Linked DNA regions of Homo sapiens: region 1 is linked to region 2. The links are chromatin loops, found by intact Hi-C in ENCODE. Cell type or tissue: endothelial cell of umbilical vein. All regions are shown on one strand. Links, peaks and the distances in the headings refer to the core of each region. The heading gives the core; the rest is flanking DNA. Region 1 overlaps NFIA-AS2 (NFIA antisense RNA 2). Region 2 has its middle 120 kb from the start of NFIA-AS2.

What was found. Peaks named below come from ENCODE experiments on the same cell type or tissue, not always from the same donor. Only the 100,000 strongest peaks of a DNase experiment are listed, where the experiment ranks them.
Region 1: it touches region 2 in a loop (5-fold over the local background); 6 of 110 quality-filtered maps call a loop at or near these places.

What each region holds. Positions count from the first base shown.
Region 1 is chr1:60,958,480-60,970,624 of GRCh38, reverse strand. It overlaps NFIA-AS2 (NFIA antisense RNA 2), which reads left to right. Exons shown (of 7, transcript NR_110617.2): 1 at 1-77; 2 at 6,821-7,059. Among named protein-coding and RNA genes, the nearest start is that of NFIA-AS2, 6.2 kb to the left of the region's middle. In endothelial cell of umbilical vein, for the core only: no CTCF peak of the experiment used is centred there; DNase peaks (open chromatin) are centred at 7,354 and 9,304; H3K27ac peaks cover 4,476 bases.
Region 2 is chr1:60,842,432-60,854,576 of GRCh38, reverse strand. No RefSeq gene overlaps it. Among named protein-coding and RNA genes, the nearest start is that of NFIA-AS2, 120 kb to the left of the region's middle. RefSeq lists an enhancer at 4,614-5,444. In endothelial cell of umbilical vein, for the core only: a CTCF peak has its summit at 5,799 (motif pointing left); a DNase peak (open chromatin) is centred at 5,796.

The DNA.
Region 1 (12,145 bases), core at 2,759-10,758, 110 kb before region 2:
AATCTTTTAAGAAAATCTTGTCAGATTCTTCACAGAAAATTTGGTAAAGCCTATATTTCATCGCCAGCCTAGCAAAGGTAAGACCCACGTTAATTTTCTTGGAATATCACTGTTGTTTTTATTCTTAGGGTGTATGTTAGGGAGAAGAGCAGGGAGGTAGTTTGTCAGATGTTGTTCTTTCCTTGTTAAGCTTCACCTGTTCTTAAGAGCAACTTGCACTTTGTCAGCCACAGAATAGTGCCTGCCGTTCAGGCCAGTGTTTTAGATATAATTGAATTGCTGGGACGCATTAAACATCATAGGGTTTTTAGCGGAGAAATAATTTAATGATGTGGCCTTTAGGATTGTTAATTAGCACTGTCTGTATGAACATGTAACAATAACACCACCTACCGTAAAAGCGAATGTTCTACACTTCAGGACACTCATTTCTTTAGGGCTTCCCGCAGAGAAGCAGTCATTAACTCTTTTTTTGACAAATGCTTTTAGACATGCTCTGTAGGGCCGTGAATTCACCCTTCCCTCCAATCCTGAATCCTTCTCTGCATTTATCCACAAGGCAAGCTGGCAAACAGGGAAACAAGGAGAACTGTGTGCTCAGCCCTCCAGAGTGGCACGGATTATGAGGAGGTGATGGTCCTTCCCCGCCAAGATCCTGAGACACTGTCACTCCGGAATCCAAAAAGAGATTCAGGCAAGGATGTGGGAAAGTTGGAACCCTGCATGCTGTTGGTGGGAATGCCAAATGGTGCAGCTGCTATGGAAAACAGTATGGAGGTTCCTCAAAAAATTAAAAATAGAATTACCATATGATCCAGCAGTCCCACAGGGTATTTATCCAAAAGAATTGAAATGAGGATCTTGAAGAGATATTAGTACTCCCATGTTCATTGCAGCACTATACACAATAGCCAAGATGTAGAAATGAACTAAATATCCAACAACAGATCAATGGATAAAGAAAATGTGGAACACACACACACATACACACACATCCCAGAATATTACTTAGCCTTAAAAAAGAAACTCTAAAATATGTGACAACATGGATGAATCTTGAGGACATTATACTAAATGAAATAAACCACTCAGAGAAAGACGAAACTGCATGATTCCACTTATGTGGGGTATCTAAAATTGCCAAATTCGTAGAATCAAAGAGTGCAATGGTGGTTGCCAGGAGCTAGGTGGAGTGAGAAATGAACAGTTGTTAATCAATGGACATACAGTTTTAGTTAAGCAAGATGAGTGAGTTCTAGAGATCTGCTGTACAACGCTTTACCTATGGTCAATAATACTGTATTGTGTGCTTAAAATTTTGCTAAGAAGGTGGCCCTCATGTTACGTGTTCTTACAAAGTTAAAAAGGAAAAAAGTAATGGGATTGGCTCACTGGAGGAGAAGCTGTTGGCTTGCATCCTGCCTGCCCTGATGAAGGGAATGGTCAGGGGCTTGTTTCTCTGCTGGAGTTCAGGCGGGTCTGTCTGAGCCATGGGTCTGGAGGAGGCCTGCATAGGCAGCATGCCATAGGTTTCTCTGGCTTCCTGAGAACAGAGCCTGATAATGATGGAGAAATGAGAGCTTCCCACTCCTTCTTCTGTTTACATTAGAACAGCCAAGTGTTTCTTCAACCATCCACCATTCCCTTATGTCACATGTCTTCTGAAGACACTTTACCTCTTCAGTGAGGCAAGAGCAGCAGCATGAAGGTATTTGAACACTAGATTGTGCCTTGTTCTTCAGTCAGCCAAACTTTTCCCTAGCCATGTTCTAGGCCTTGATGTCTTCACGAAACCTCACCTTCCAACATCTCACTCTGGCCACAGCCCCCTGTCCTGCTACTTCTCTTACTCCTCTCTCTTCTCACAGCCTTGTCTGGCCTCTGGTCCAGAGATGGCCAATGCCTGGTGTGATTGTTGCCACTCTTTCCAGCTCATTGAGAACCTCACAGACTGATCATGCCACTCTCCTATTAAACCCAGAGGTTGCTTTGGGATCCTTCTCAGCACAGGTTCCATCAACTGGAGTTGATGCGTGAGATGAAAACTATTTGCCATTCCAGCTCCAACTCCTTGATCCACTTTCTCTCAGTCCATCAGGCAGGACAGACTCCACACACTTGCATTTGAACTCTTCATGGCACCCCTCCCCTTCCCTTGCACACGCACATGCTCTGTCTGTCCAATGATGTGTTCTCTCCACTTTCTCTACTCTCATGCCCAGAGCACTAAGTATTTTTGGAGTATTTTGCATTATGATGTGTAGTTAATGCCACATAAAAATTTGTGGTTTCTACTTTGGAACTGTCTTTTATTTGTTCTTTATTAGTATCTTCTTGCATTTCCCAGAGAAGCCTTCCAGAGCCTATCTTGCCTTTTCAGTTCCCCAAACCACACCACCTCCCCTCCTTGTCTGTCAACCTCACCTCCCATTTCCCTGAGAAAACTGGCAGAGGCTCCCTATGCCTCCGCCCCTGCCTTGTCCCCCACCCTCTGCCCACATGCACCCTGTCTCTCCCTTTGAGAATCTTTGTTATCTTCCTGCCTAGAGTGCTGTGGCTTCCCCCTTCTTTCTCCTGAGATGTTCCCTTTTCTTCCACACTCAGCAAAGGGTCATTTCCTTGACAAAACTTTCCTTTGCTAACTGACCCTCACCACAGGCAGGCTGGGAAGTTCCCTCCTCTCTCTTCCCTCCGTATCTCGTATATACCTATATTAAGGTATTAATTCCAGGGAATTGTCATCTCTCTCTCTCTTCTAGTCTAGTTTTCATCCCTGACTCTAACAGTATCTGGAATAGGGCAATGATTCAAGTTGTATTTATTGAGTGAATGAATGAATGCATTGGGAAACTGAGGCAGTGAATAGATTTTGCCCATCTCCTGGAATTGGTCATCTCCTTATCCTTCCTGTTAAATTTCACCATCTGCACTTCTCTTTTTAAAAATGATATTTATCATTTTCTATCATTGGTGTTACTTATCTATGTACAAGTCTTATCATTCCTACCACACTGCAGCTTCCTTGAGAGAGTTATCTAGATCGAAATCAACTATGTGTCTCCCAAAACGCAGTAAGTCACATGTGTTGTTTTTTCAATATTTGTTGGATGAATAATTCTTAAGTTATGCTTGTATTACTTAGAATAAGGGTCCAGTGCAGTCTTGTTGAATTAAACTGAATTTAATCCTTTGTCATAGATATGCTGATGTCGTTTGTTGTGACCCTACCCAAATCTCTTCCGGAATTGTAGTTCCCATAATACCCACATGGAGGTTGTGGGAGGGACCCAGTGAGAGGTAATTGAATCTTGGAAATAGTTACCCACATGCTGCTGTTCTTGTGATAGTGAGTTCTCACAAGATCTGGTGGTTTTATAAAGGGCTTTTCCCCATTTTGCTAGACCCTTCCCCTTCCTGCCATCATATGAAGAAGGACGTGTTTGCTTCCCCTTCCACCATGATTGTAAGTTTCTTGAGGCCTCCTCAGCCATGCAGAACTGTGAGTCAATTAAACCTCTTTCTTTTATAAATTACCCAGTCTCAGGCAGTCCTTTTTAGCAGCACGAGAATGGACTAATACAGTAAATTGATACCAGGTAGTGGGGTGCTGCTATAAACATACTTGAAAATGTGGAGGTGACTTTAGAGCTGGGTAACAGGCAGAGGGTGGAAGAGTTTGGAGGACTCAGAAGAAGATAAGAAGATGTGGGAAAGTTTGGAAATTCCCAGAGACTTGTTGAATGGCTTTGACCAAAATGCTGATAGTGATATGGACAATGAAGTCCAGATTGAGGTGGTCTCAGATGGAGATGAGAAATTTATTGGGAACTTGAACAAAAGTAATTCTTGCTATCCTTTAATGAAGAGACTGGTAGCATTTTGTCTCTGCCCTAGAGATCTGCAGAACTTTGAACCTGAGAGAGACAATTTAAGGTATCTGGTGAAATAAATTTTTTAAGCAACAAGGTGTTCAAGAGGTGACTTGGGTCTGGGCGCGGTGGCTCATGCCTGTAATCCCAGTACTTTGGGAGGCTGAGGTGGGCAGATTACTTGAGGTCAGGAGTTCTGAGACCAGCCTGGCCAACATGGTGAAACCCTGTCTCTACAAAAAATATAAAAATTAGCTGGGTGTGGGCCAGGTGTGGTGGCTCATGCCTGTAATCCCAGCACTTTGGGAGGCTGAGGTGGGCATATCATGAGGTCAAGAGATTGAGACCATCCTGGCCAACATAGTGAAACCCTGTCTCTATTAAAAATACAAAAATTAGCTGGGCTTGGTGGCGCACACCTATAGTCCCAGCTACTGGGGAGGCTGAGGTAGGAGAATTACTTGAACCTGGGAGGCAGAGGTTGCAGTGAGCTGAGATTGTGCCACTGCACTCCAGCCTGGTGACACAGCAAGACTCTATCTTAAAAAAAAAAAAAAAAATTAGCTGGGTGTTGTGGTACACACCTGTAATCCCAGCTGCTTGGGAGGCTGAGGCAGGAGAATTGCTTGAGCCTGGGAAGCAGAGGTTGCAGTGAACTGAGATTGTGCCACTGCACTCCAACCTGGGTGACAGAGTGAGACTCCTTCTTGAAAAAATAAAATAAAATAAATAAATAAAAGAGGTGACTTGGGTGCTGTTAAAAGCATTCAGTTTTATGTATTCACAAATATATTGTTTGGAAATGGAACTTATGTTTAAGAGGGAAGCAGAACATAAAAGTTTGGAAAATTTGCGGGCTGACAATGTGATAGAAAGAAAAATCCATTTTCTGAGGAGAAATTCAAGCTGGCTGCAGAAATTTGCATAAGTAATGAGGAGCCACATGTTAATTGCCAAGACAATGGGAAACATTCTCCAGGACATGTCAGAGACCTTCACAGCTGTCCCTCCCATCACAGGCCAGGGAGCCTAGGAGGAACAAATGGTTTTGTGGGCTGAGCCCAAGGCCTTGCTGCTTTGTGTAATCTCAGGACTTGATGCCCTGCATCCCAGGCATGGCTAAAAGGGGCAAAGATACAGATGGGGTGTGGCTTCAGACGGTGCAAGCTTCTAACCTTAGCAGTTTCCATGTGGTATTGAGCCTGTAGGTGCACAGAAGTCAAGCACTGAGGCTTGGGAACCACTCCCTAGAATTCAGAGGATGTATGGAAATGCCTGGATGTCCAGGCAGAAGTTTTGTGTCAGGGACGGAGCCCTCATGGAGAACCTCTGCTAGGGCAGTGTGGAAGGGAAATGTGGGGTTGGAGCCCCTACACAGAGTCCCTACTGGAGCACTGCCTAGTGGAGCTATGAGAAGAGGGCTACTGTCCTACAGATCCCCAGAATGGTAGATCTGCTGACAGCTTGCACCATGCACCTGGAAAAGCTTCAGACACTCACTGCCAGCCCATGAAGGAAGCTGGGAGGGGGGCTGTACCCTGAAAAGCCACAGGGGGAGAGCTCCCCAAGGCTGTGTGAGCCCACCTCTTGCATCAGTGTGACCTGGATGTGAGACATGGAGTCAAATGGACCATTTTGGAGCTTTAAGATTTGACTGCCCTGCTGCATTTTGGACTTGCATGGAGACTGTAGCCCCTTCATTTTTGCCAATTTCTTCCATTTGGAACAAGTGTATCTACCCAATGCCTGTATCCCCATTGTATCTTGGAAGTAACATGTTTTTGATTTTATAGGCTTATAGGTGGAAGGCACTTGCCTTGTCTTAGATGAAACTTTTGACTTGGACTTTTAGGTTAATGCTGGAATGAGTTAAAACTTTGGGGGACTGTTGGGAAGGGATAATTATGTTTTGAAATGATGTGAGGACTTGAGATTTGGGAGGGACTGGAGAGAAATGATATGGTTTGTCTGTGTCCCCACCCAAATCTCCAAATCTCACCTTGTGTTGTAGTTCCCATAATCCCCATGTGTTGTGGGAGGGACCCAGTGGGAGGTAATTGAATTATGGGGGAGGTTACCCCATGCTGCTGTTATTGTGATAGTGAGTGAGTTCTCAAGAGTTATGTTGGTTTTATAAGGGGCTTTTCCCACTTTTGCTTGGCACTTCTCTTTCCTGCCATCATGTGAAGAGGGTTGTGCTTCCTTCCCCTTCTGCCATGATTGTAAGTTTCCTGAGGCCTCCCCAGCCATGCAGAGCTGTGAGTCAATTAAACCTTTTTCTTTATAAATTACCCAGTATTGGGCAGTCCTTTATAGCAATATGAGAACAGACTAATACATATGCCTAAATATCTGAAAAGGCCTGAAAGCTGACTGAATTGTTAAGTTCATGAGGGCAGGGCTGGTGTGCCTATCTTGTTTAATATTGTTCCTAGCAGAATGATGAATACTAAATAAATATTTGTTGATGAAATAATGGACAACTTTTACCCTACCCTTAGGAATTAGCAAACTCAAGTAGCTGAGAATAATTCTAGAACCACTTTTTATGAAGTTCTCTAGAGTGGACAACATTTTTTCCCTGAGTACAACTAACAAACCAAATGTCAGGAGGGGAGGTTGTCATAAGCCATTCACTCTGTTCCTTTGTTCATTTGATGAATAAAATTCCTTTTTATTTAGAATAGAGGTAGAATTTTTTTAATCCTGGACTCTGGCATGGTGTTTGAGTCCCCAGAATCACTAGCTCAGACTGACAGACATGTTATCCTTCCTGCTTAAACACTTTCCTTAATAGATGGCGTCTGGTGCCCTTAAACGCAAGTGCATTCCCACATGGGAGAGTGGCCATATTTCAGCTGTAGTGATGGGGTGGGCAGTGCTCTGTCAGATCAATTATGTACAAAGGTCATCTTCTCTAAGGTTCTCTCAATTTTTTTTTCTCCTGACAGTTCACCTTGTGCCCAACCTTCTGTCTCCCTGAGTCAGACCTGCAGACGATTGCATGCCACCAGCTGTCTTCACTCCTGAGAACATGACACAAAGGAATGCTCCCTGTCAAGTTCTTCATTATCCTTCTGATGAATTTCCCCTGGTTTAAACAAGTTGGTGGTAGACAGACCTTTCTCGCATTTTCACAGACGTGCCAGGAGGAAACCCAGCGTCTCTCAGTTTCCTTTAAATATATGAGGTGGTATCTTATTGTGACCTCAACTTTCTTCTGTTTTCTATTCACCTCATTTTCTATTTCTTCTGAAGTAGTAATGCCACTTTGACCACAGTGAACAGGGCAAACCACCCCTGGGGCTGTTTAGAAGAGCAGGGAGTTCTCTGCCAGTGTCTTCTCTCTTCTGTCTGGGTCAGCCTGGGCAGTGGTCAGGGGAGCTGTCTGGCTTCCTAGCAGGTGTTGTTGTTTGTGAAACTTTATAAAACCCTCTCCTGGGGTGTGCAGAGGAGATGACGGCATCACATTCTGTTATTTCAGTGAAGTTTTTGTAGTCTGACTTGGCAGAAGCCGGTCAAAACATAATGAAAGCAGCTGGCAGGGGGGCACCATGTGGGAGTATCAGAAAGGCAGCAGCTCCTGTCCACTTCCAAAAGTGTAAAGTGGCAAGTCAGGTCAGCAATTTCCCCAGTTACATTCAGGATGTGGCCACTTCTTCATGTTGCTAACTTATACTTGATCTGAGCTAACATTATCGCTCCATCTGAAGTCCTGCAGTGGCCTCCCCTCTTGTCTCCCTGCAACTTCTTGTCCCCTCCAAACAGTAGTCAAAATTATGTTTTTATAATGCAAATCATTGAAAATAGTTCAAATGCTTCCATGGCTTCCTCTCTTAATTAGAATGAAACCTAATTTCTTGTGATGACCTGCCAGGCCCCCGAGACTTCACTGCCCCTCCTTTCAGACCTCCTCTTCTACCATTCCCTCACTCATCACTGCAGCCTCCTCCTCTTCTGTGGAGGCATCAAGTCCATTCCTGCCTTATGGCCTTGGCACTCGCTATTTCTCCTGCCTAGAAGGTGTTTTAACCAAACCTTTGCAAGGTTAGTACCTTCTTGTCCTTGAAGCCTCAGCTTATAGGCAACTTTCTTGGGTGAAACCTACCTGACCACCCAATATAAAGCAGACCCTCCCATTTTGCCCTGGTTTATTTTCTTCACTGTACTTCTCTCTTGCAGGATTCTTCTTATTTATCTTATATGTTCCTCTATTATCATCTGCTGTCTCCGAAAGAAATTATTCCCATGACAGCCTTTTTTGATCATCACTATATCCTCAGGGTTAAAAAAAATGCTTGTGGTACCGTCGGAGCTTAATAGGTATTTGTTGAACATTTGAATGAATGGATGTAGTCTTTGCATTCTTCTGTGTCTTCTTAGACTGCCACCTGTATTTTTCATTTATACTTTCTTTAAGACGTAGTTGATTAGAGTTTAGGACCTGGATTCTGACAACATTGTGTTCAGGGTCCCATTTTGCTGCATGCTAACTGAAGAACCCTTGGGCAAGTTAACTCTCCAAGCCTCAGTTAACTGATCTCTACAATGGGGATACTAATCATAGGGCCAACTTCTAAACTGGTTGTGAAGATCAACTGGTGTAATACTTGGTTGGCCCCTGACACACAGCAATTGCTGATTAAAAATAAAAATTTGGCCAATTTATGCAGGGTAGAGTGTATTCAACTCAAAGCCTTGAGAGGAAAAATAGAGGTCCACAGAAAATTTTAAATTATAGGCCTTGGTGCTAGAGTTATCTGGATTGTTTTTTTAAAATTTATTTTATTACAGGGTCTCACTGTGTCACCCAGGCTGGAGCACAGTGGTGCAACCATGGATCCCTGCAGCCTTGAGCTCTTGGGCTCAAGCAGTCCTCCCACTTCAGCCTCCTGAGCAGCTAGGACTACAGGTGCATGCCATCATGCCCAGCTAATTTTTTTTTTTTTTGCATTTTTTGTACAGACAGGATTTTACCATGTTGCCCAGGTTGGTCTTGGCCTTCTGGGCCCAAGTGGTCCTCCTGCCTCAGCCTCCCAAAATGCTGAGATGACAGGCATGAGCCACCAGGCCCAGCCGAGATCTGGGTTCTAATCCTAGTGCCACCATTTGAGTGTCTTCTTTAGTTTTTGATTCCTTCTTTGTAATGTGGAGAAACTTATGCACTCCTTGTAGGGTTGAGGTGAAGATTAGAGGTCATCTTTACCAAAAGGCCAAGCTGGTGCCTGGATTTGGGCTCAGTAAGCAGCAGCCACTCTGACTGTGTCCTTGCTTCCTGGGTGGTGAGGTTTGCAGTGTGGAGAGGCAGAAGGGAAGCAGACAATCTAGCAATCTGTGGAAATTTTTTTCGAATGCTTTGATAAGCTCAGGCCCAGGGGCTGTCTCATTTGACTTCCTCTTACTCACCTTCCTGTCTGGTTGGCAGTCACCAGGCTGGAAGCCATGCCATGGCCCCTCACTGGTGGGTCAGTATGTTTTATTTCCCCTCAGTCCTCTCTAATGAAAAGCACTCACATCCAGTAAATCTTTCTTTGCCCTTATTAAAGCACTTGATGTTGGTTATTGAGGTCTGTTCCAAGCTAGGTGAGAATCAATAAGGCGATCCACTTAATCACTTCAGCAATCAACAAGCTATTTTCTTAGCTTGCACTCTGGCCAGTGCCTACAGAAATCCAGGGGCTTATCAGGCCCTTTAACCCAGGGAGCTGCCTGGAGACTTTCCCTTTCTTTTCCCTCCTCCCTGTCAACCTCATGAAGTCCCAAGTGTTCTGAAACAGCCCTGCCCTCTGCTTGGTCTCAGGGCTGTGTTGGGTAAGATAATGACAAGCCTGTGCTTCTACTTGTACTCTTGCCATTAAGGGCTCCAACTGTCTCTGGGCTGTGGGCAGTCAATACCTGATTACAGATGGTCTCGTTTTGGCCATTGTGGCTTTGCACACTTGGGCAGGGCAACTGCTTAGAATGAGGGCGACCCTATTCCTACTGGGCCAAGCCTTTCTCCCACTTCAGTATTCAAATTTCGCTATAGCTGGGAAATCTTTTTGGAACTCCCAGGAAAAGGATCAGTCGTTTCCTCCTTGTAATGTTTTGAACATAGGTTTACTCTAAGGTATGCTGTACCATATTTGGGCTCTGTCCTGTTTTCCAGACAGCCTGTGATCTCCTTAAAGACTGGAGCTGTGTCTTAGTCATGTCTGCATTATCGAGACCACCCCAATGCCTGACCTGCAGGAGCTCAGTTGCACTTATTGAAAAGAAAGAAGGAAGGAAGGACAATAAGAAAGAAAGAATGAATTTTTTTTATAGTCCTGGAAAACAGCATGGTTTCAAGTCCTGGCATTGCCAATAATTGCAGGGTGACCTTAGGCAAGATATAGAATTTGTTTCAGCCTCAATTTCCTTATCTGTCAGTGAATTAGATAATCCCCCAAATTCTTTCCAGCTCAAACATTTTGTAATCTTATGCCTATAAACCTATGGTTCTCAACTCTTTCATACCCAAAGCCACTTTATATAACAAGTATTTTGAAATCTCCTTTTGCCAACATGAAATGAAATGACTGAATATTACAACCTACCTTCATCCAATTAGGAAAAAAAATGCTCTAACTATAATTTAAAGGGGAAATAAAAGGAAAACAATTTATGATAAAATAATACATATTCCTTTATGTAAAAGTATGGCTAATACCAGAAGATATGATGAAGGAGTCAGAGCCTTGTACTACTATGTTGAATCACTTTGAATGATGTGACAGCTACAAATGCAGAGTGATGCAGGTAGGTTACTTTGGTGCCTCATATGCCACGAGAAGTACTGATGTCATTAAAGTTCTAAACTAGCAGCACACAACATTTCCAGAATTGACATGGTAGTCACATTCCTGGAAAATTCAAGATATGTAAAGCAAAGGTAGATTTTAAGCTCAGATAATTAAAAACAGGCTTTTCAGCCATGTGAATATCTGTGGAACATTCAAAAGCTCTCTGGGAAGCAGGAAGATTCTTCATAGTTCAGAACTGTCCCTGCCATTGAAGATCTCTAGAATCCTTGGCTCCTGCCTACTATGAATCAGCAGGGCCTCCTTGTACCAACCAAGAACCTGCCCACCTACCAAATATTAAAAATGCTATCCACAAGGTGGTATCATTTCTTCCAGGAGCTAGTGCTCTAAGCTTTAAAATGTGCTGTGCAGAGCAGGCTTCAAGGATGAACAATCTGTGTAGTCATCAGGGTTCCCTGCTCTTTGAAGGACCCTGTGCCTGAATACTCTGTTGTTACTCTCCTGAATTTCTTAATGATTTTTGAATAAGGGACCTTATGTATTTGTTTTACGCCAGGCCCTGCGAATTATGTAGCCAGTCCTGGCTATGTATTATGATAGGATTGCTGTATTCCTAAGCATCTGAGAGTTGTTTAGTGTTGAAATGACTATTTTCCTTTGTCTAGTAGCTCTTTCTTTAAATTAGCTAGGATATCCTTAATTACTTTAATTAATTAATTTGTTCATTTATTAAACTAATACACATTGAACTTCTATTATACACCACGTAGACTCTGGAGTCAGAAGACCTGAACCACGATCCTGAAAGAGCTTATAGACTCTTGGATTCTCTGACTTTAACATGGAATTATTAATAATAACTCTCTTTACTTATTGTACAGAATAAGTGTGAATTTAAAAAGATATAGCATTTGGAAGTAAATTGTACACTGTGACATAAATGTCAGTTGCTAATTTTATTATTGTGCTACTCTTTATCTCTGGAGTAAAGTTTTCTCCTTTTTTTCAGTTAGATAGATCATGGAACATGATGCTCTTGGCAGAACACCAAATATGAACTTTCCTATAAAAATCAGAAAACAGAGTAATTGGGTTAAGCAAAATCTTTCAATTTGGGTGTTACTAGTTTAGACTTCATGATAACTCAAAATAATTTTATCAAATTTAAAAAAAGATACGTTAAATTGGGTTTGTCACATAATCATGGAAGCTTTTGGCTGATATAGATTTCAAAAAATTATCCAGTGCTTAAATCTTTTATAATATCCCTATTGAGTATTTACAGAGCCAGCTTTGCTTAATTCCTGTGATGTGTCCTTTGGAAGCATGTGTGCCCTATGCTAGGAACATTTAAAAAAGCAATTCAGCAACCTTTGTATGTGAATTACAAATTATTCTCATTCACTCATTAAAGCAGGGCAGGGCAGCATGCTTTCCACTAGGCAAGACTTACTTAATTTTGTTGTATTTTATAGTAACAAAATTTCTCTG
Region 2 (12,145 bases), core at 1,484-9,483:
GTATCATTTATAGCTGCTTTTGTGCTATAATGGTAGAGTCGAGTAGTTATGATGGAGACCATAAGGCCTGAAAAGCCTAAAATATTTACTATCTGGTCCTTTACAGAAAAAGATTTGCTGATCCATGGCCCAGTGGATGGGGCTTGGGGCTTGGATTAAAACAGGCTTGGACTCAAATCCTGGCTGTTCAACTTCTACTGGTGTGACCTTTAGCAAATTTCTTAAAGTGTCCATGTCAGTTTGCTCATTTGCAAAATGGTAATAATAATACTTCACAGCCTTGTGAAGATTGAGGAAAATATTGTTATATAAAGCTCCTGGGAATATTAAGTGCCGAAATATACTTATTTATTAAAAATAGTTAATGACAATTTCAACTGCTTTGAGCTATTAATAACATTTGTGATAAGATAAATATGATAACATTTTGAACTGCTGTGTTCATTGCCATAATGACTGCTTTGGGAATTATCAGTCAAAAAATATTTTCTGTTAATAGATCAATGAGGAAAGAGAAAGTCATATTTGTGAGAGCGAGAGTCGAAAGCTGCTGCCAGAACTCCTCAAAATAATAATTACAGTTAAAATTAAGTGCCTGCAATGACACAATGCTGAGTACTTTACATGCATTGTCTCATCTGATCATCACTTCAAACCTATGAAGCAGCTACTGTCATTCATTTTTATAGATGGAGAGACTGAGGCTTAGAGGGGTAAAGTTAATTCAAGTTGCACAGACAATAGGAGGTACAGTCATGGCTGGAACCCAGGAGAGTCTAATGCCAAAGTTTCTGTCATAACCACTCTGCTTTTGGAAACATCTGATGAAAAGCAGAGATTCATATTTCAGGGCCCAAAACTGTTCCTGGTGGCTGGCACAGTGGCGTATCATTCTGAGTTGAGCTCTGTAGAAGTTTCCAGTTAGAAAAATGCTATTGCAACTGCCTATATTCACTCTTGAGTCAGTTTCTCAGAAGAAAGCCAGTGAGAACTACAACCAAGATTGTGTCTTGAGAGTTGTCTTATTAGGAGTGGTCTTGTATGTAATCTCTCTGTTACTTGGGTATGGGCACGTGGATGTGGCTATACTAGGGGTGGAAAAATGGGAGTATGTTTGGCTGTGTGATTGGGATAATATGTTGTAATTAATAAAATCTGTTTGGTCTCTAAGTATTATTTATAGACATGGTAATAAAAAATCAAACTATTACACACTCATACACAATAGTTTCAATTTGGTAATTGTGTGCGCATATGTATTTATTTTCAAAAAAGATGGGGAAGAACTATACCAAGATATTCAATAGGTATCTGCCTCTAGGTCAAAGAAATAATGGCAAATATTATTTTATCTATATTTCTATTTCCAGAATTTTAAATGATGTTTATGTAATTATGCATAAATAAAATATATGTGATTTGATGCTACATACCAAAAGACTTAAAACTCTTCAAATTCTTCAAATTCTTTTTTTTTGAGACGAAGTCTTGCTCTGTCGCCCAGGCTGGAGTACAGTGGTGCGATCTTGGCTCCCTGCAACCTCCGCCTCCCGGGTTCAAGTGATTCTGCTGTCTCAGCCTCCCGAGTAGCTGGGATTACAGGCATGCGCCACCACACCTGGCTAATTTTTTGTATTATTTTAGTAGATATGGGGTTTCACAGTGTTAGCCAGGATGGTCTCAATCTCCTGACCTCATGATCCACCCATCTCAGCCTCCCAAAGTGCTGGGATTACAGGCGTGAGCCACTGCGCCCAGCCAAAAATCTTCAAATTCTTAAACTCAATTCTACCTCTAGTATACTACCATACACATTGTTCAACCATTATATACACGGATATATGTTCATTTTAGTATTATTTGAAGTGGTGAACAAATTTAGAAAAAAATCTTCTGCATGGCATGACTACTTCAGAGCATATTATGTAGTCATGAAAGAAAATGTTATTTACAAATGGAAAATGCTTATGCTATAATATTGTGAAAAAAGCATGAGACAAAATTGAACATACAGAATGAGCACAATTTGGTGAAAACCCAACAATCTGTTCTTTAAGAGACAGAAGACATATTCCAGTGTTAAGAGTTGTTTATATAATTGGTAGGATTATAAATTTTTTCTCCTTTTTTGTTTCTGTGCAATTTCAAATGTTCGTTTAATTAATGTTAATAAATAATAAACAATGTTAACAAAAGTTCATTAATAAATAATGAAAACAACTTTGATATTAAAAAACCATTGAAACTGGAAATCTATTGGCTGGTGATTAGGCTTAAAAACTCCCTCTCCTTCCATAGCTCATTTGTGGGTACCTTCATCTGTTTCCTTTTATGGTTATCTGGGTGTTTTCCAGATTAGGCACAAGAACTTTAATGAAAATGCAAAGAACACTGAGCTGGGAATCAGGAGATGTGGATTGTAGCCAGGGCCATGCCATTAACTCACTGTGTGCTTCGGGGTGAATCCATTTTCCTCCCAGGGCCTCAGTTTCTGTGTCTATAAAATGAGGAGCTCTGGTTCCCTCCCACCCAACACAACTCAACACACACAGTTCTACTTTTATGGTTTTGTTATTGGGTTTACTGGAAAATTTTAAGTGAAAAATTATTCCTCTGTTAGTTAAAGTTTGAAAAACCGTTGGAATGGATGATCTAGATTAGTATAGATGACTAACTGCTTTTAGATTGTAGCTATTGTTTATATCTCTCTTTAAAAATTTATTTTTTATTGTGTTGAAAAACATAAAATCTACCTTATTAACCATTTTTAAGTGTACAGCATAGTATTGTGAACTATATACACATTGTTGTACAGCAGATCTCTAGAACTTTTTCATCTTGCATGACTGAAACTCTATGACCATTGATCAGCAACTCCCCATTTTTTCCTAACCCCATCCACTTTGAGGTTTTTAATTACCGATCCAATTTTCTTACTAGTTATAGGTTTGTTCTTACTAGTTTAGGTTTGTTCTTTTTATTTCTTCAGCATTCAAACTTGGTAGGTTAAATGTTTCAGGAATATCCATTTCTTCCAGGCATATAATTTGTTGGCATATAATTTTTGTTAGTTATATCTTACAATTATTGTTATTGATGTAGCATCAATTGTAATATTTCCTCTTTCATTTTTGATTTTATTTAGGTCTCCCTCTTTTTTTCTTAGTATAGCTAAAGGTTTGTCATTTTTGTTGATCTCTTAAAAAGCCAACTCTCAGTTTCATTGATTTCTTTCTGTTGTTTACTATTCTCTATTTCTGTTATTTCTGTTATAATCTTTGTTTTTTCCTTCATTTCTGCTATCTTTGGTTTTAGTTTGCTTTTATTGTTCCTTATAGTTCTTATAGTTCCTTAAGATATAAAGTTAGGTTATTTATTTGAGATCTTTCTTCTTTTTTAATGTAGGCATTTATCACCACAAACTTTCTTCTTAGTATGACTTTTGCTTATTTGCATAAGTTTTGGTGTGTTGTGGTTTTGTTTTTATTTGTCTTAAGATATGTTCTAGTTTTCCTTTTAATTGCTTCTTTGGTCCCTTGGTTGTCCAGAAGTATATGATTAACTTCATGTACTTGTGAATTTCCCAGTTTTCCTTCTGTTATTGATCTCTAGTTTTCATTCCATTGTGGTTGGAAATTGGTATGATTTCAGTCTTTTCAAATGTGTTAATACTTGTTTGGTAGCCTAATATGTGATCTATACTGGAGAATGTCCATGTGAACTTGAGAAGCATGTGAATTCTGCTGCTATTGGGTGGAATGTTCTTTATCTGTCTATTGGATCTATCTGATTTATAGGGTTGTTCAAGTTTACTCTTTTCTTATTGATTTTCGGTCTGGATGTTCTAGCCATAATTGAAAGTGAGGTATTCAAATCTTCTACTATGATTGCATTGCTGTCTGTTTCTCCTTCAGTTCTATTAATATTTGCTTCATGTTTTTGGGTGCTCTGATGTTGGGTGCATATACATTTATAGTTGATTTATCTTTCTGGTGAATTGGCCCCTTTTTATAATTATATGATGTCCTCTTTTGTCTACTGTGTCAGTTTTTGACTTAAAGCTTATTTTTTCTGTTATAAATATAGCTACCTCTGCTATATTTTGGTTACCATTTTCATGGAATATATTTCTTCTATCCTTTTCTTTCAGCCTGCATATGTCTTTAAATCTAAAGTGAGTTTCCCATAGGCAGCATATAGTGAGATCTTGATTTTTAAAAATCCATTCAGCCACTTGATGTCTTATGATCGGGAATTTAATCCATTTACATTTAAAGCAATTACTTATAGAGAAGGACTTAAGATTGACATTTTATTAATTGTTTTCTGTCTTGTAGCTTTTTGTTCTTTTTCTTTCTCTCTTTGTGTTGTCATTTTGGTAGTGACATGTTTTGAATCATTTCTTAATTTCCTTTATGTATCTTCTATGTGTATTTTCTTTGTAGTTAACATGATGCTTACACAAAACACTTATAGTTATAACAACCTACTTTAAGCTGATAACAACTTAACTGCAATCACATACAACTTTACTCTTTAACTTCTTTCTCCTTCACGCTTTGTGTTAACTCTTATACTATAATTAAAAGTGATTTATGGACCACCATTACAATATTCTGTATTCGTTTATAGATTTACCTTTACCAGCAAGCTTTATACTTTCACATGTTTTTGTGTTGCTCTTTAGCATCCTTTTCTTTCAACTTGAAGGACACTCTATAGCATTGCCTGGAAGTCTAATGGTGAGGAACTCCTTCAGCTTTTATCTGGGAAATTCAGTGTTTCTGCTTCATTTTTGAATGTCAGTTTTGCCATATTCTTTTTTTTTTTTTTTTTACTTTTAGCACTTTGAATATATTCTCTTATTTCCTGCTGGCCTGCAAGGCTTCTGCTGAGAAACCCATTGATATTCTTATGTAGAATCCTTTTCATATGGTGAGTAGCTTTCCTCTTCCCACTTTCAAAATTCTCTCTTTGTCTTTGACTTTTGGCAATTTGATTGTAATGTAGACTTTTACAAGTTTATCTTAATTGGGATCCTTTAGGCTTCTTTTATCTGTATGTCCATTTCCTTCCCCAAATTTGGGAAAATTTCAGCCATTGTGTCTTCAAATAATCTTTATGCCATTCTCAATCTCTCTCTCTCTCTTTCCCTCATTTCCTTCTGGAATAGCCATAATGTGTAATTAGTCTGCTTGATGGGGTTCCATAAGTCCCTTAGACTTTCATCATTCATTTTCATTTCTTTTTCCTTTTGTTCTTCTGACTAGGTAATCTGAAATGATCTGTTTTCGAGTTTGTTGATTCTTTTTTTCTGCTTCATCACTTTTATTTTTGAACCCCTCTAGTGAAATTTTCAATTCAGCTCTTGTGTTTTTAAGCTCCAAAATTGCTGTTGTTTATTTAAAATTTTTTCTCTTTGTTGATATTCTCATTTTGTTCATTTACCATTTTTCTAACATCTTTGTGATGGTTATTTTGAATTCTTTGTCAGGTACTTCATATAACTCTATTTCTTTAGGGTTGGTTACTAGAGATTTATTTTGTTCCTTTGATTGAGATATGTTTCCATATTTCTTTATGTGTCTTGTAACTATATTGGTATTCATGCATTTGAAAAACAGCCATCTCTCCTAGTCTTTACTCACTGACTTCATACAGGGAAATAACTTCACCAGTTATTTCAGCTAGAGGTTGTGAGGGCCTCTCACATCTTTTCTGGAGATGTGTTTTCTCTGGTTTCTCCCAATTAGAGAGGTTTGCAAGTTGTTTTTTTCAGAGCTTGTAATCTCTTGCTCCCTCTGGTGTCTATCTGTAGTATTATAAGTTTTCTGGTGCAACCACAAGCAACTGAGTTTTTAGGTTTTTTTTTTTTTTGGTCCCTCTGGCCCTAAGCAAACAAGGTATGTTGGTTTCCCATTAGGACTCTGAATCAGATGAGGCAAAAACTCGTCCCTCAGGAAGCCCCCTGAAAAGGCAGAATGCTAGACACACATACCACCCTCCTGTTTTTTCCCAGGGAAAAAGCCACAGCTAGGTGCTTACTCTTGATTACAACAAGCCCTGCTAATTTCTATCTGTGATATTACAAGTTCTCTGGCACTGCCACAAGCCGCTGACTCTCTTTTGCTCTCTGTGGCTCCCAGGCATCCAATGTATGTCAGTTCCCATGAATCTTCCGAGTCAGGTGAGACAGAAACCAGTTCCTTGGGCAGCCCCTCAAAAGCTGAAACTTTGAACATACATTTCATTCTTTTCTCTACCTGTCACAAAAGAAGCTGTATGTTGGGCTTTTCCTCCCAGAGATGTGCTGGCTTGGGGGAGGGGCTGACATAGTTAATGAAATAAATTTCTTATCCATTTCAATGCAGCTGCTCTTGGCTTTGAGATTGCCTGGGGGTATTGTGACTTCCTAACTGATTTCTAGGTTCTCATAAAAACTTTTTGTCTGTGTATTGTTGTTTAGTTAATGTTTCTGTTGGGGAATGGGGTCTGGGGTTTCCTATTCCCCCATCTTGATGATGTCATTCTTCTATATCTCTTAAATAATGAGAAATTAAAACTTGCTCACTCCACACTCATATGTGCAAAGACACACACACACCTTATTATCCTACCTATGGCCTCCTTTTTATTTACGCAGTTCTCCCCCTAATGTATCCTCTCTCTCAGCGTTGCCCAGCAAGTATGCCCCAAGGTCCCATGAATAGATTTAATAACATCTTTAGACCTAAGCCATAGGAATCCCTGCTCTAGACCTTGTATTGAAAGATAATACATACCACAAATACAAAAAGACAGATTTATTTAAGAGCACATGGGCACCTCTGTCACTCAGGATCTGTTGTTGAGGGCTGACATATGCAACCGTAAACATTTGTTCTTACAAGTAACATCTTCTGGACCTCAAAGAAAAACTTTTTTTTTTTTTTAAATATCTCTTAATATACGTCCCTGAAACATGCTTTAAAGGTTTGTGGTTTGTGTCATTGCCAATGTTGAAGCTAGTCCCTATTTTAGAATGTGGGAAATATTTGAACAACTGAAGCATTTAGGTAAAAGAAGAGGCGAATTAGTCAATTTGTCCAATCTTTCTTTTCAAAAAGCTTTAATATGGATATTCCTGCTCAATAAAGAATCACTTCCCAGTGACATATAGGGTACTTTCTCTTGCTTCTCTGTCTTCTGGTTCTGGAGATACATCAGTTGGTATGGTATTTATAGGAGTTACAGGTGGCAGATGAAGAACTATTAACTTTGTAATAGTTAAAATTTATATTACCCTGAAATTTATATATAGGAAGAAGTAACATGTACGATGTCTGATACTGATTCTTCACCTTTCTATTAAATCTGGTTACTGTTTTTAAAATGGTGAAAATCATGAGACAAGTGATAATTTATACAATGAAATTATAATAGTTTGTAAAGCTTTCTATGATAGTGATAATTTATCATATGTAATCCCACTATAATGTTTGCATATTCTACCTAAAATTTAAAGATCTTTCTAAATCTAAGATAATAATCTAATTATTTTAATAATTTTATTGATAATGCCAGTTTCTCCTGCCTCTGAAGAGTGAGTTTTCTCTAAACTGAAATTAGTATAAACTTACCTAAGAACTACAGTGACTCAGGAATAATTGTGTAATTTGGTGTTACTACTAAAGGAACAAAAATTATATGACAATCTTGATTATAATAGCATAAATTTTTTTTTGCCAAAATGAAGGAAAGAAAATTTTGTGGAATTAGTGTATAGCAATTTATAAATTATGTATTCCTTTATTTTAGTAGTCAACAAACATCAACCACTTATTAGTAGAACAGTGGTTTATTTTCAGTGACATAAAAATAATAGCTTCACACATATTTTTATTTTTGTTTCTATTAAAGTATATTTGTCAATGTAGGGATATAGAAGGCAGTTTATGCAACAGTTTACTAGTTTGATTATGAATTTTGAATTTAGACATCCAGTATATGGACCTCTAGCTATACTCTTGTCCTGAACCCATAAAATGTTTGAACCTGGTCTGAATAGGTTATGGCATGACAGCCAACATTTATGACTACTGTGACACTGAAAGTGTCAATGAGCAGGTGTCTGGAAACGTGGAGCTGTACTTCAACATCCTGCTGATCATATCTATGGAGCTGTTTGAGGGTGCTCTAGAAGTGCAGTGCTCAGCTCAAGGAACATGAGTGAGGGGAATAGGATATGGTTGAGGGTCCTGGTATGGCATCTTCTTTTTGTACCCTTTGAGTGGCCTCAAGCAAGCTGCAGAATTACTACTCTAATCATGCGAGCATATTTATAGCTTCATCACTGTTTAAAATACTGGGTTTGAGAAAATTTGACTTATATCTATACCAATTCACATTTTCTTTCTTATTTTTTTAAGTTCCGGGGTACATGCGCAGGATATGCAGGTTTGTTACATAGGTAAACGTGTACCATGGTGGTTTACTGCACCTATAAACCCATCACCTAGGTATTAAGCCTAGCATACGTTAGTTATTTTACCTAATGCTCTCCCTCCCCCAACCTCACCCCCCGACTCCAGTGTGTGGTGTTCCCTTAGCGGTGTCCACGCTTTCCTATTGTTCAGCTCCCACTTATAAGTCAGAACATGCAGTGTTTGGTTTTCTGTTCCTGTGTTAGCTTGCTAAGGATAATGGCTTCCAGCTCCATCCATGTCCCTGCAAAAGACATGATTTTGTTCCTTTTTATGGCTGCATAGTATTCCATAGTGTGTATGTACCACATTTTCTTTATCCAGTCTATCATGGATGGGCATTTGGGTTAATTCCATGTCTTTGCTATGGTGAATAGTGCTGCAATGAACATATGTGTGCATGTATCCTTGTAATATAATGATTTATATTCCTTTGGGTATATACTCAGTAATGAGATTGCTGAGTCAAATGGTATTTCTGATTCTAGATCTTTGAGGAATCACCACACCACCTTCCACAATGGTTGAACTAATTTACATTCCCACCAACAGAGTAAAAATGTCCCTATTTATTCACAACCTTGTCAGCATCTGTTGTTACTTGACTTTTTAATAATCACCCTTCTGACTGGCATGAGATGGTATCACACCGTGGTTTTGATTGCATTTCTCTAATGATCAGTGATGTTGAGTTTTTTCATATGTTTGTTGGCTACATAAATGTCTTCTTTTGAGAAGTGTCTGTTCATGTCCTTTGCCCGCTTTTTATTTATTTATTTTTTCCTTGTAAATTTGTTTAAGTTCCTTGTAGATTCTGGATATTAGAACTTTGTCAGATGCATAGGTTCCAAAAATTTTCTCCCACTCTGGAGGTTGCCTGTTCACTCAGATGATAGTTTGTTTTGCTGTGCAGAAGCTCTTTAGTTTAATTAAATCCCATTTGTCAATTTTCACTTTTGTTGCAATTGTTTTTAGTGATTTTGTCATGAAATCTTTGCTTGTGCCTATGTTCTGCATGGTATTGCCTAGAGTTTCTTCTAGGGTTTTTAATAGTTTGGGGTTTTACATTTAAGTCTTTAATCCATCTTGAGTTAATTTTTCTGTAAGGTGTAATGAAGAGGTCCAGTTTCAATTTTCTGCATATGGCTAGCCAGTTCCCACAGCACCATTTATTAAATAGGGAATCCTTTCTCCACTACTTGTTTTTGTTAGATTTGTCAAATATCAGATGGTTGTAGATGTGCAGTCTTATTTCTGAGTTTTCTATTCTGTTCCATTCGTGTATGTATCTGTTTTTGTACCAGTACCATGCTGTTTTGGTTACTGTAGCCTTGTAGTATAGTTTGAAGTCCAGTAGTGGGATGCCTCCAGCTTTATTCTTTTTGCTTAGGATTGTCTTGGCTATATGAGCTCTTTTTTGATTCCATATGCATTTTAAAATAGTTTCTTCTAATTCTGTGAAGAATGTCAATGGTAGTTTAATGGGAATATCATTGAACCTATAAATTACTTTGGGCAGTATGACCAATTTCATGATACTGATTCTTCCTATCCGTGAGCATGAAATGTTTTTCCATGTTTGTGTTCTCTCTGATTTCCTTGAACAGTGGTTTGTAGTTCTCCTTGAAGAGGTCCTTCAGTTCCCTTGTTAGCTGTATTCCAGGTATTTTATTCTCTTTGTAGCAATTGCCAATTCACATTTTCAAAATAAATTTCATTATCTTTGTCAATGAAAGAAAAGAAGGCCCTTAAAATCTTATTAAAATTTTTATTTTTAATCGACAAATAATAATTGTAATTTGTATTACTTTAACTGTTTCACATTTTTTAACAGTTGTAAAAGTGGTTTGATTTTTTTTATCAACTACTTATAGAAGAGAGACTTCTTTTTCATAGTGATTATTAAGAATTTGAAGAGACTTAAAAAAAAATCTTGATAAAGACTGTGTGTAGTCCGGGTGCGGTGGCTCACGCCTGTAATCCCAGCACTTTGGGAGGCCCAGGTGGGTGGATCATTTGAGGTCAAGAGTTTGAAACTGGACTGGCCAACATGGTGAAACACCGTCTCTACTAAAAATGCAAAAATTAGCCAGGTGTGGTGGCACAGGCCTATAGTCCCAGCTATTCAGGAGGCTGAGGCAGGAGAATCGCTTGAACCTGGGAGGTGGAGGTTGCAGTGAGCCCAGATTGCGCCATTGCACTCCAGCCTGGGTGACAGAGCGAGACTCCATCTTGGGGGTTGGGGGGGCGGGCAGGGAAAGACTGTGTGTAACTATTTCAGGCACAAAAACATCTTATAATGAAGTTCTAGTCACAGACACAAGCTCCAGTCTTGCATTACAATATGTGAAAATATTTTTTAAAAATATAATTTCAACTTTTATTTTAGACTCAAATAGTATATGTGCAGGTTTGTTACGTGGGTATATTGTGTGATGCTGAGGTTTTGGGTACGAATGATCCCATCACCCAGGTAATGAGCATAGTACCCAATAGGGAGTTTGTGAAAATATTTTTGAAATTATAAATTCTAAATTTATAATCATTGCTAATGTTTTAAAATCATAGTTATATTATAATGAAAATTTATTTTCTAAAACCAAGCCCCATATTTTCATATACCAAGCCCCTAAATTTCTTCTAATTTACCCCAGTGTGCCTTATGAAATAGAATAATTTTCTACGTGTGCCATGACATACAAAACACTGGAATCCCCGCTTTATCTGATAAACAATCTTGGCAGCACTCTGTAGTCACCATGGGAGGTTTACAAAACACTCAGGCCTGGTCCACCCCAAGAATCTGATTTAGTTGGTCTGGTTTGGGGTGGGGGTTGGAAACTCAGTGTCCTCTCTTTTCTGAGAGTGGATCTGAATGTTAGAATGGCCAGGAGAGCTTGGGAAACACAGATGCCTGAGCTTCACCTCAGACCACAGAGTCAGAATATCTGGATCATGGCTTTTGAGCCCCATACCACTGTTTAAGGTGATATCCTGCTCTCTTTCAATGTGGCGGTAAGCCTCATTGCTCAGCCTTCCAGGTAGAAGACTGCTAAGTGAGGAATTGAAACATTGACATTGGTTTGAGGTTTACAAAATATTAATTCCGTTACATCCAAGGATTTGGGACTTGGGTTGCAAAACATTTAGGAGTATTGGAAGCTGTCTTTTAAGTGATGCCAGTTGCATAACACTGGTGGATTCTGATGACCTAGACAATGATTTTCAACCCTGTCTCATGTTAGAATTGCCTACAGAGCAAGAAACAAACAAACAAACAAAAACCCAAATATGCTTGGGCCTCATCCCAGACCAATTAAATGAGAATCTCCAGGAATGGGATCTGTATACGGTCTGTTTTTCAAAAAGCTTCTCAGGTGATTTTAATGAATAGCCAAAACTGAGAACAGTTGGCTTAAGGGAAACCTGCAGGACTTGATTTCCAATTGTTTCCCTGCCCTTGTTTGTCCAGTCACATTGGTCTACTCAGTGTCCAGTGTCCATACCTATTCCTAACTCAAATTTTGTGGTTCTCATGGACTACACTATCTAACATGGCCCTACTGTTCTTGCCCCCTGTATCTTTTATTGCCCAGTTAATGACTTACTTTGTCTGCAAAGCCTCACTTTATTGCTCCAGCTCTCAGTGACTGCTTCTCCTGTAGTTTCCTCTATATGCTCAT